2 separate regions of the Homo sapiens genome follow, and region 1 is linked to region 2. A link is an interaction called in ENCODE POLR2A ChIA-PET data of the cell type or tissue named here. Cell type or tissue: HepG2. All regions are shown on one strand. Links, peaks and the distances in the headings refer to the core of each region. The heading gives the core; the rest is flanking DNA.

Region 1 (4,394 bases), core at 283-4,282, 100 kb after region 2:
ATAGTTGATGTATTAGGGTGGGGTGATCATAGCCAGTCTTTGTGAAAATCTCCTTGTTAACTTTGTACATGATATACCTGGAAAAAATTCAAATCTGCTAAGAACATTATGAATCCTGATCTTGTGAAAACTAACCATTGCTCGTATTAAGGAACTCATTCCATTTCTCTTGAGGAACATTTTACTGCTGAAACAGTTGGTTCTTTTTTAAAATTTTAAAAATTGAGATATAATTCACATATCTTAAAACTCACCCTTTTAAAGTATGTGATTTGATGCTTTTTGGTATGTTCACAAGGTTGTGCAGTCATTACTACTGTCTACTTACAGAACATTTTCATCACCCCGAAAGAAACTCCATACCTCTTTGCAGTCACTTCTCATTTTCTGTTCCCCCTAGTCACTGGCAACTAATTTACTGTCTGTATGGATTAGCTTATTCTGGACATTTCATATAACATGTAAATGAAATGTGGCCTTTTGTGGCTGGCTTCTTTCATTTAACATGTTTTCAAGGTTCATCCATGTTGTAGCATGTATCAGTATTTCATTCCTTTTTACGGCCAAATATTCAGTTTTATAGATATACCACATGTTGTTTATCCACTCATCAGTTGATGGGCATTTCGATTGTTTCCACTTTTTGCCTATTAATAATGATTCTATGAACATTGGTGTGCATGTTGCATTCTTGACAAATCCCATTCTAGTCTGAAGATAGTTCAGTGGTCTCATAGAGTAGGACTGTGATTTAGTTTGGGCATGTTATTGGGGTGAGTTCTGAGCAACTTAAAAGTGTGTGAGTCACAACTACCTTCCTTCCATTGGTCTGTACTGGGCTTCTGCCTCAGTGCCCCTGCTTGGTATGTCTTCATGAAGGATGTTTTAAATAATGAGCAATACTAAAGGCACAGAAAACCAACCTATTGCAAGTTGGCCATAGAGCTGGAGCAGGGTCTCAGAAGCCCTTCTGTTAGGCCAGATGTTAATCTTTTAGTGTTAAGAGTGTGGACATGTATTTCCTTCTTTCTTTTTTTTTTTTTTTTTTCGAGACAGTTTCACTCTTGTTGCCCAGGCTGTAGTGCAATGGTGCGATCTCACCTCACCGCAACCTCCGCCTTCCCGGGTTCAAGTGATTCTCCTGCCTCAGCCTCCCAGGTAGCTGGGATTACAGGCACGCACCACCACGGCCGGCTAATTTTGTATTTTTAGTAGAGACGGGGTTTCTCCATGTTGGTCAGGCTGGTCTTGAATTTTCTTCCTCAGGTGATCCATCCGCCTTGGCCTCCCAAAGTGCTGGGATTCCAGGCGTGAGTCACAGCGCCCGGCCATGGACATTTATTTCTAATTCTCTTGGATATATACACGGGAATAGAATTGCTGGATCATATGGTAATTCTATTAACTTTTTGAGAAACTGCCAAACTGTTTTTCAAAGTGGCTGCACCATTTGACATTCCCATGAATAATGTATGAAGGTTCTAATTTCTCCAGCATCCTCACCAGCACTTGTTATTGTTAAAAAAAAAAAAAAAAAAAAGAATGCCATCCTAGTGAGAAGTGGTATCTCATCGTGGTTTTGATTTGCATTTCCTTAATGACTAATGAAGTTGGGCATCTCTTCACGTGCTTACTGGCCATTTCTATAACTTTGGAGAAATGTCTATGCAGTTCTTTTGCCCATTTTTAACTTGGGTTATTTGTCTTTTTATTGTTGAGTTGTAAGAGTTCTTTTTATATTCTGGATACTAGTCACTTGTCAGATATATGATTTGCAAATATTTTTCTCCCATGCTATATGTCGTCTTTTTACTTTCTTGGTAGTGACCTTTGAAGCAGAAAAAGGTTTTAATTTTGATTGAGTCCAACTTGTCTTTTTTTCCTTTTTTTTTTTAACTCATTTTTTGAGCAACGGGGTTTTGCTATGTGCCTAGGGTGGTCTTGAATTCCTGGCCTCAACCGATCCTCCAGCCTTGGCCTCCCAAAGTGCTGGGATTACAGGTGTGAGCCACTGCAACCAGCTCTATTTTTTTTCTTTTGTTGCTTATGCTTTTGGTGTCATAGCTAAGAAACCATTGCCTAATCCAAGGTCACAAAGATTTATGCCTATGTTTTCTTCTAAGAGTTTTATAGTTTTAGCTCTTTCATTTAAGTCATTAATCCATTTTGAGTTTTTATATATGGTGTGAGGGATGGGTCCAACTTTATTGTTTTGCATGTGGCTATTCAGTTGTCCCAGTACTGTCTGTTGAAAATACTATTCTTTCTCCATTGAATTGTCTTGACATACTTGTCAAAAATCAATTGGTAACCAGGCACGGTGGCTCACGCCTGTAATCCCGGAACCTTGGGAGGCTGAGGCAGGTGGATCACTTGAGGTCAGGAGTTCAAGACCAGCCTGGCCAACATGGTGAAACCCCGTCTCTACTAAAAATACAAAAATTAGCCAGCGTGGTGGTGCATGCCTGTAGTCCCAGCTGATGAGGAGGCTGAGGCAGGAGAATCGCTTTAACCCAAGAGGTCAAGGTTGCAATGAGCTGAGATTGCACCACTGCACTCCAGGCTGGGTGACAGAGCAAGACTCTGTCTCAAAAAAAAAAAAAAAAAAAAAATTGGCCATACATTTGAGAGTTTACTTCTGAACCTTAAGATCTGTTCCACTGATCTTTAATTTTATGTCAGTACTACACTGTTTTGATTACTGCAGCTTTGTAATAAGTTTTGAAATTAGAAAGTTTGAATCCTCCAACTTCATTCTTCCTTGTCAAGATTGTTTTGGCTGTCAGGATTCCTTGCATTTCCATGTGAATTTTTCAGGGATCAACTTGCCCATTTCTGCAAAAAAAGGCAGTTGGAATTTACATAGGGGCATTGCATCTGTAGATCAATTTAGGAGTATTGCAATGTTAACAGTACAAAGTCTTCCATCCATGAACGGGGATGTCATATCATTTATTTAGGTCCTCTTTAATTTCCTTCAACAACGTTTTGTAGTTTTCAGTGTGCTTGCAATCCTTTTGTTAAACTTATTCCTAAGTATTTTATTTTTTGATGCTATTATAAATGGAATTGTTTTATTAATGTTATCTTCAGATTGTTCATTGCTTGTATATAGATATACAAGTGATTTTTGTATGTTGATCTTCTATCCTGCAACCTTGCAGAACTTGTTAGGTGACAAATGGTTCTTAAGATAGAAAAATGCTTTTAAAAAACATGAGTTTGTTGAGGTTATCTTACATTTACTTCTTTAATTTGCTTGTAGTGGATTTTGTTTTTTTAAAAAATGTAGGGATTTTTACTTGCCACTTTTATATGTAGATATTGAAATATCCACAATTGGTTATTGACAGTCATTTAGGAAATTTGATAGGAAAGACTAAATTTTTTTTTAAGACAGGGTCTCATTAGCACATAAATACGTATTAACTGTCTGACACAAAATCAAGTATTAGTCCAGGAAGAAACGGATATGGAATTGGGAAGATATACACCATCAGGCACTTCTGTGTTTTTGTTTGTATTTGTGACAGGGTCTCCCTCCATTGCCCAGGCCAGATTGCAGTGGTACAGTCATAACTCACTGCAGCCTCAAACCCTGGGCACAAGCGATCCTTCCACCTCAGCCTCCCAAGTAGCTAGGACTATAGGTTCCTGCCACTGTGCCCAGCTTATTTTAACTTTTTTTTTTTTTTTTTGGAGAGACAGAGTCTGGCTATGTTGCCCAGGCTGATCTTGAACTCCTGGCCTTAAGCAATCCTACTGCCTCAGCCTCCCAAAACACTGGGATTACGGATGAGTCACCATGCCTGCCATAAAAGAGTAAGTTTTCTGTCCCAGATTAGATAGGAAAAGAAGAAATAGGTTGTATAAAATGTCAGTCAAGACAAAAAATATGCCTGGCTGGAGCTTAGGAGTTTAAAAGCAAGTCTATTTCTTTCTTTCTTTCTTTCTTTTTTTTTTTTTGAGACAGAGCCTTGCTCTGTCGCCCAGGCTGGAGTGCAAGTGCTGTGGTGCGATCTCTGCTCACTGCAAACTCTGCCTCCTGGGTTCAAGCGATTCTCCTGCCTCAGCCTCCCAAGTAGCTGGGACTACAGGCGCCTGCCACCACACCTGGCTAATTTTTGTATTTTTAGTAGAGGTGAGGTTTCACCATGTTGGCGAGGCTGGTCTTGAACTTCTGACCTCAAATGATCCACCCACCTCGGCCTCCCAAAGTGCTGGGATTACAGGCATGAGCCACCGCGCCCAGCCTGAGCCACCGGCCAAATCTATTTCTTTCTACTATTTAGAGTGGCTTTTTATCAGTCTAGGGACTTGGGATTGGAGATAAGCACAGAAAGACTAGCTAATATCTAAATGTTTTCGTAAACCAGGTGTTGTGGCACGCACCT
Region 2 (4,349 bases), core at 350-4,349:
TCGCTCAAGGGAGGTGGAGGTTGTAGTGAGCTGAGATTGTGCCATTGCAGTCCAGCCTGTGTGAAAGAGCAAGAGTCTGTCTCAAAACACACACACACACACACACACACACACACACACACACACACACAAACAAACAGAAAACAAAAGATAAACTCAATCCTACCACTTCTCACTGTTTCCACTGCTGTGGCCGTGGTTTAACTCATCAACATCTGGCTTTCCTGGACCAGCACAACAGCCTCCTTCCTAACTGTTCTCCTGCTCCCACTCCCATCCCTTAGCAGAACATTCTCCACACAGCAACTACGGCGATCTTTCAGAAATACAAACCAGCTGGGCACAGCGGCTCATGCCTATAATCCAAACACTTTGGGAGGCTGAGGTGGGAGAAGCGCTTGAGCTTAGGAGTTTGAGACCAGCCTAGAAAACACAGCAAAACCCCATCTCTACAAAAAGTAAAACATTAGTCAGGCCTGGTGATGTGTGCCTGTAGTCCTAGTTACTTGGGATGCTGAGGTGGGAGGATCACTTGAGCCTGGGAGGTTGAGGCTGCAGTGAGCCATGATTGTGCCACTGCAATCAGCCTGGCAACAGAGTGAGACCATGTCACTCAAAAAACAGAACAAAAAACAACAACAAAAAAACCCAAACAAAACAAAACAAAAAACAGGCTAGGCGCTGTGGCTCATGTCTATAATCCCAGCACTTTGGGAGGCCGAGATGGGTGGATCACCTGAGGTCAGGAGTTCGAGACCAGCCTGACCAACATGGCAAAACCTCATCTCTACTAAAAATACAAAATTAGCTGGGCATGGTGGCACACGCCTGCAATCCCAGCTATTTTGGAGGCTGAGGCAGGAGAATCACTTGAACTCAGGAGGCAGGGGTTGCAGTGAGCCAAGATCATGCCATTGCACTCCAGCCAGGGCAACAAGAGCGAAACTCCTTCTCAAACAAAAACAAAAACAAAAAAACAGATTGTTCCACTTACATACTTAAAATCCTCCAGTGACTTCCTGTCATAATTAGAATAAAACCCAACCTCCCTCCTGGCCTCCTGTAATCCCAGCTACAGTGGGAACGGACCACTATGTCCACTCTGACCTCATCAGGGCCCACTCTCCCCTTCACTGGCCATGCTGACCTCTCCCACCTGGAGGCCTTTTTACCTGCTTCTCAGCATGCAACACTTTTCCTGACCCCTTGTTCAAAGCAGCCACCCACTGCCTCTGCCATTTTCTCATCACATCACACAAATTGTGATTGACTTCAAAGCACTTACGAGTCTCTGAACTTATTCACTTGTTAGCCCTCACTAGAATGTAAGCTTCAGAGACCACGGAGCTCGAGTGTCCTGAGAAAGTGAATGGCACATAGTAGGTGCTCAATAAAATCGGTGTTGAAAGAATGAGTGAGCAAATGAATACATAAATGAACTACTCAGGGACCTTATGGAAAAAAAAAAACTGTTTATGCACATCACTGGCATTGCCACAAGCTGAAAAAGAAGGCAGAGTGGGTTGGGAGTAGGGAAGAATGGCGGAGAAGGGTGGGGGGTTGTATCTCTAAATCTGTGTTGTGGGGCCACATAGGGTGGACAGGGGCTGTGAGTTACAGCCTTTAGGTGCTACCCTCAGCCTGGGCTTCCCTCCAGGCCTGGCGCACCTTGATCTTCACTTTGAAAGAGTCGATCAGAAAGACCACCTTGGGGATGCCTTCCAGGGAGGGCAGCTGCCCATCATCTGGCACCTCCAGGTCGAACCTCTGCAGCAGCCAGGCCATGATGAGGAAGAGCTCCTGGCGGGCCAGGATCTCACCTATACAGGAGCGAGGTCCTGCTCCGAAGGGCAAATAGCTTACTGACGGTGAGATGAGCTGGGTCCCCGCTGGATTCAAGAAACGCTCTGCAGGCAAGGAGTGGCATCAGCCAGGGGTTAGGGCAGGAGGGAGGAGAGGCATGGTTCTGCCCTGGTTGAGGGGGAGACATGGCCCTGCCCAGGGAACCCTGATCTGAGGATGTAGCCTTATTATGGGGGAACCCCCGCCTGGGGAGAGATACAGCCCTGCTTTCAGGTAGCCCTTAACGACACAGAGGAAATGAAATATTCAGGAAGGATGGAAAAGAGATGGAATTAACCTATGAAAATAGCACCATCCGAGGGGAGAAGGGACAGACTTAATGGCAGACAGAGGCGTAGAGGGCTTCTTGGAGGGTGAATTTGCAGTTGGTTGGAAGAAGAGCGTGGGAAACCCAGCTGTGAAGAGTTTGGGTAAGTCTATGGCAGGATGAGGGTGTCAACAGGTCCGTATAGTTGGAGCCAAGAGTTTTCTAGCAGCAAGCTTGGCAGAGGTGAAGGGGTACTGGGGTGGTGGAGCAGAGTCCAGGCTCGCTGTGTGGCCCAGGGCGCAGGACAGGACAGACTCACCAGGCATGAACTGATCCGGCTGGTGCCACTCCTTCTCATTGTGATGCAGCGCCCACAGATTGATGATAACTTCTGTGCCCTTGTCCACAGCAAACTCACCGATGCTGCTCCAGAGTGGAAGAGGAAAAGTGGGTCTGGGACTTCGTACTCCCTTCCTTGCTCAGCCTCATGCCCCCTCATTCTTCCGCCGTGAGGAAAATGCCCTTTACTCCCTCATTCCCACTCACTCATGTTTTCCTCAGCTTCTGCCAGATCAAACCTAAATCCAGCCCTTCTCCATCCCTTCCCTCCTAACAGGCGCTTCTGTCTGAACACCTGTGTCTGTGGACTTTGGTGTCTGGCAGTGTATGTGGGTGTGCGTTTGGAGCTGCAGCGCATGTTATGTGCGTGCTGCAGCTGGTTGGAACATGGAGCTCCCAGCCTTTCATCCCAGACCACATGTCTCTGAGGGCAGCAGGAAGCTCCTCTGGGAAGTCAGGCAGATCTGTGGATGAGTCAATGCGTGTCTGTAGGTGGTAGAGACATGGAGCCACGGGGCTGGGGGCAGGATGATTTTTATATTTAATTAATTAATTATTTATTTTGAGACAGAGTCCCGCTCTGTCACCCAGGCTGGAGTGCAGTGGTGCAATCTTGGCTCACTGCAACCTCCGCCGCCTTGGTTCAAGTGATTCTCCTGCCTCAGCCTCCTGAGTAGCTGGGACTACAGGCACGCGCCACGATGCATGGCTAATTTTTGTATTTTTAGTAGAGACGGGGTTTCACCATATTGGTCAGGCTGGTCTTGAACCCCTGACCTCATGATCCACCCGCCTCGACCTCCCAAAGTGTTGGGATGACAGGTGTGAGCCACCGTGCCCGGCCGGCAGGATGATTTTTAGTAGTTGATGGTTGACTGACTTTAGGTTGGCCAGCAGGGGCCGGGGGTAGGGGGAGCCAGGTGGGCTGGCAAGCAGTGTTGAATGCATCATGGGGCTAGATGTCACTGGGAGGGCAGGCACACCTGGAGTCAACGTTGGCCTTGTGGGGGATGAGCATAGGGGCCACGGGCCTGAGGCGAAGCACCTCTCGGATGGTGGCCTCCAGCAGGAGGAGACGGTTACGGTCACTGATAGTTGGTGTGCGGCTGAAACCCACATTCTGGTCAATCTCCTCGTAGAGCTTCTTCTTCACCTGAAGACCAGAGTAGGTTGGAGGTGACTAGTGTGTGTAAGCCCAGGAGAAGCAAGGGCTTAGAGAAGAATCCAACTGTGACATCGAGAAGAGCCTGTCCAGTCCCTTCCCAGTAGTGGCTCTGGGGCCCAGGCCCGGCTTCCAGAAGATGGGGCAGCTCTACTCTGGGGTCAAAGCCAACTACTGCTTGGGTAAGGAGCAGGGCAGGCCTAGTCTTCCTGCACAGAAAGCCTGAGAGAATTGGCTCTCCCTTTCTCTGGAGCCCAGAGATTGGGCTGGCTGGGGTCTAGGATCAATGAGGGGGAAGCACACCTGAGGATTGTGCAGCAGGAAGGCCAGGGTCCATTTAACCACAGAGGTGGTGGTCTCCACGCCAGCCCCAAAGATGTCCCCTATGGTGGTGAGAATGTGGTTATCTGAAAGCAGCTCTGAGTCTTGATCTGGGCCAGCATTGCCATTATCTGAGTTCATCTTGGCTTGCATCAGTGTGTCCAGCATGTTGGTGATAGAGTCACTCCGGAATTTCTCCTGGGTTGGGTGAGGTTGGGAGACATTAATAAGGAAGGAGCCCCATCTGTGACACTCCTGCCATACTTCTGTCCCTGACTAGAGATAACAAGGCTCCTTCCACTTGGAAGTAGAGCAAGTCTGGGCAGGACCTACGAACTTGTGGAGGTAGGAGGCAGCCCCGGGCCCTCTTTAAATTTGGTGGAGAGGTTAGGTCTCTTCTAGGATCCTCTTCAGTTC

Evidence for each region. ChIA-PET counts read pairs that join two places held together with the same protein. Peaks named below come from ENCODE experiments on the same cell type or tissue, not always from the same donor. Only the 100,000 strongest peaks of a DNase experiment are listed, where the experiment ranks them.
Region 1: POLR2A ChIA-PET joins it to region 2 with 5 read pairs; 3 of 35 experiments call an interaction of 5 or more read pairs at or near these places.

Annotation. Positions count from the first base shown.
Region 1 is chr10:102,930,327-102,934,720 of GRCh38, forward strand. All of the region lies in intron 1 of CNNM2 (cyclin and CBS domain divalent metal cation transport mediator 2), which reads left to right. Among named protein-coding and RNA genes, the nearest start is that of CNNM2, 14 kb to the left of the region's middle. In HepG2, for the core only: no CTCF peak of the experiment used is centred there; no DNase peak of the experiment used is centred there.
Region 2 is chr10:102,829,079-102,833,427 of GRCh38, forward strand. It overlaps CYP17A1 (cytochrome P450 family 17 subfamily A member 1), which reads right to left. Exons shown (of 8, transcript NM_000102.4): 5 at 3,915-4,130; 6 at 3,433-3,602; 7 at 2,430-2,533; 8 at 1,453-1,907. The coding sequence ends at 1,624. It overlaps CYP17A1-AS1 (CYP17A1 antisense RNA 1), which reads left to right and starts at 3,598. Exons shown (of 2, transcript XR_428804.2): 1 at 3,598-3,793. In HepG2, for the core only: no CTCF peak of the experiment used is centred there; a DNase peak (open chromatin) is centred at 2,823.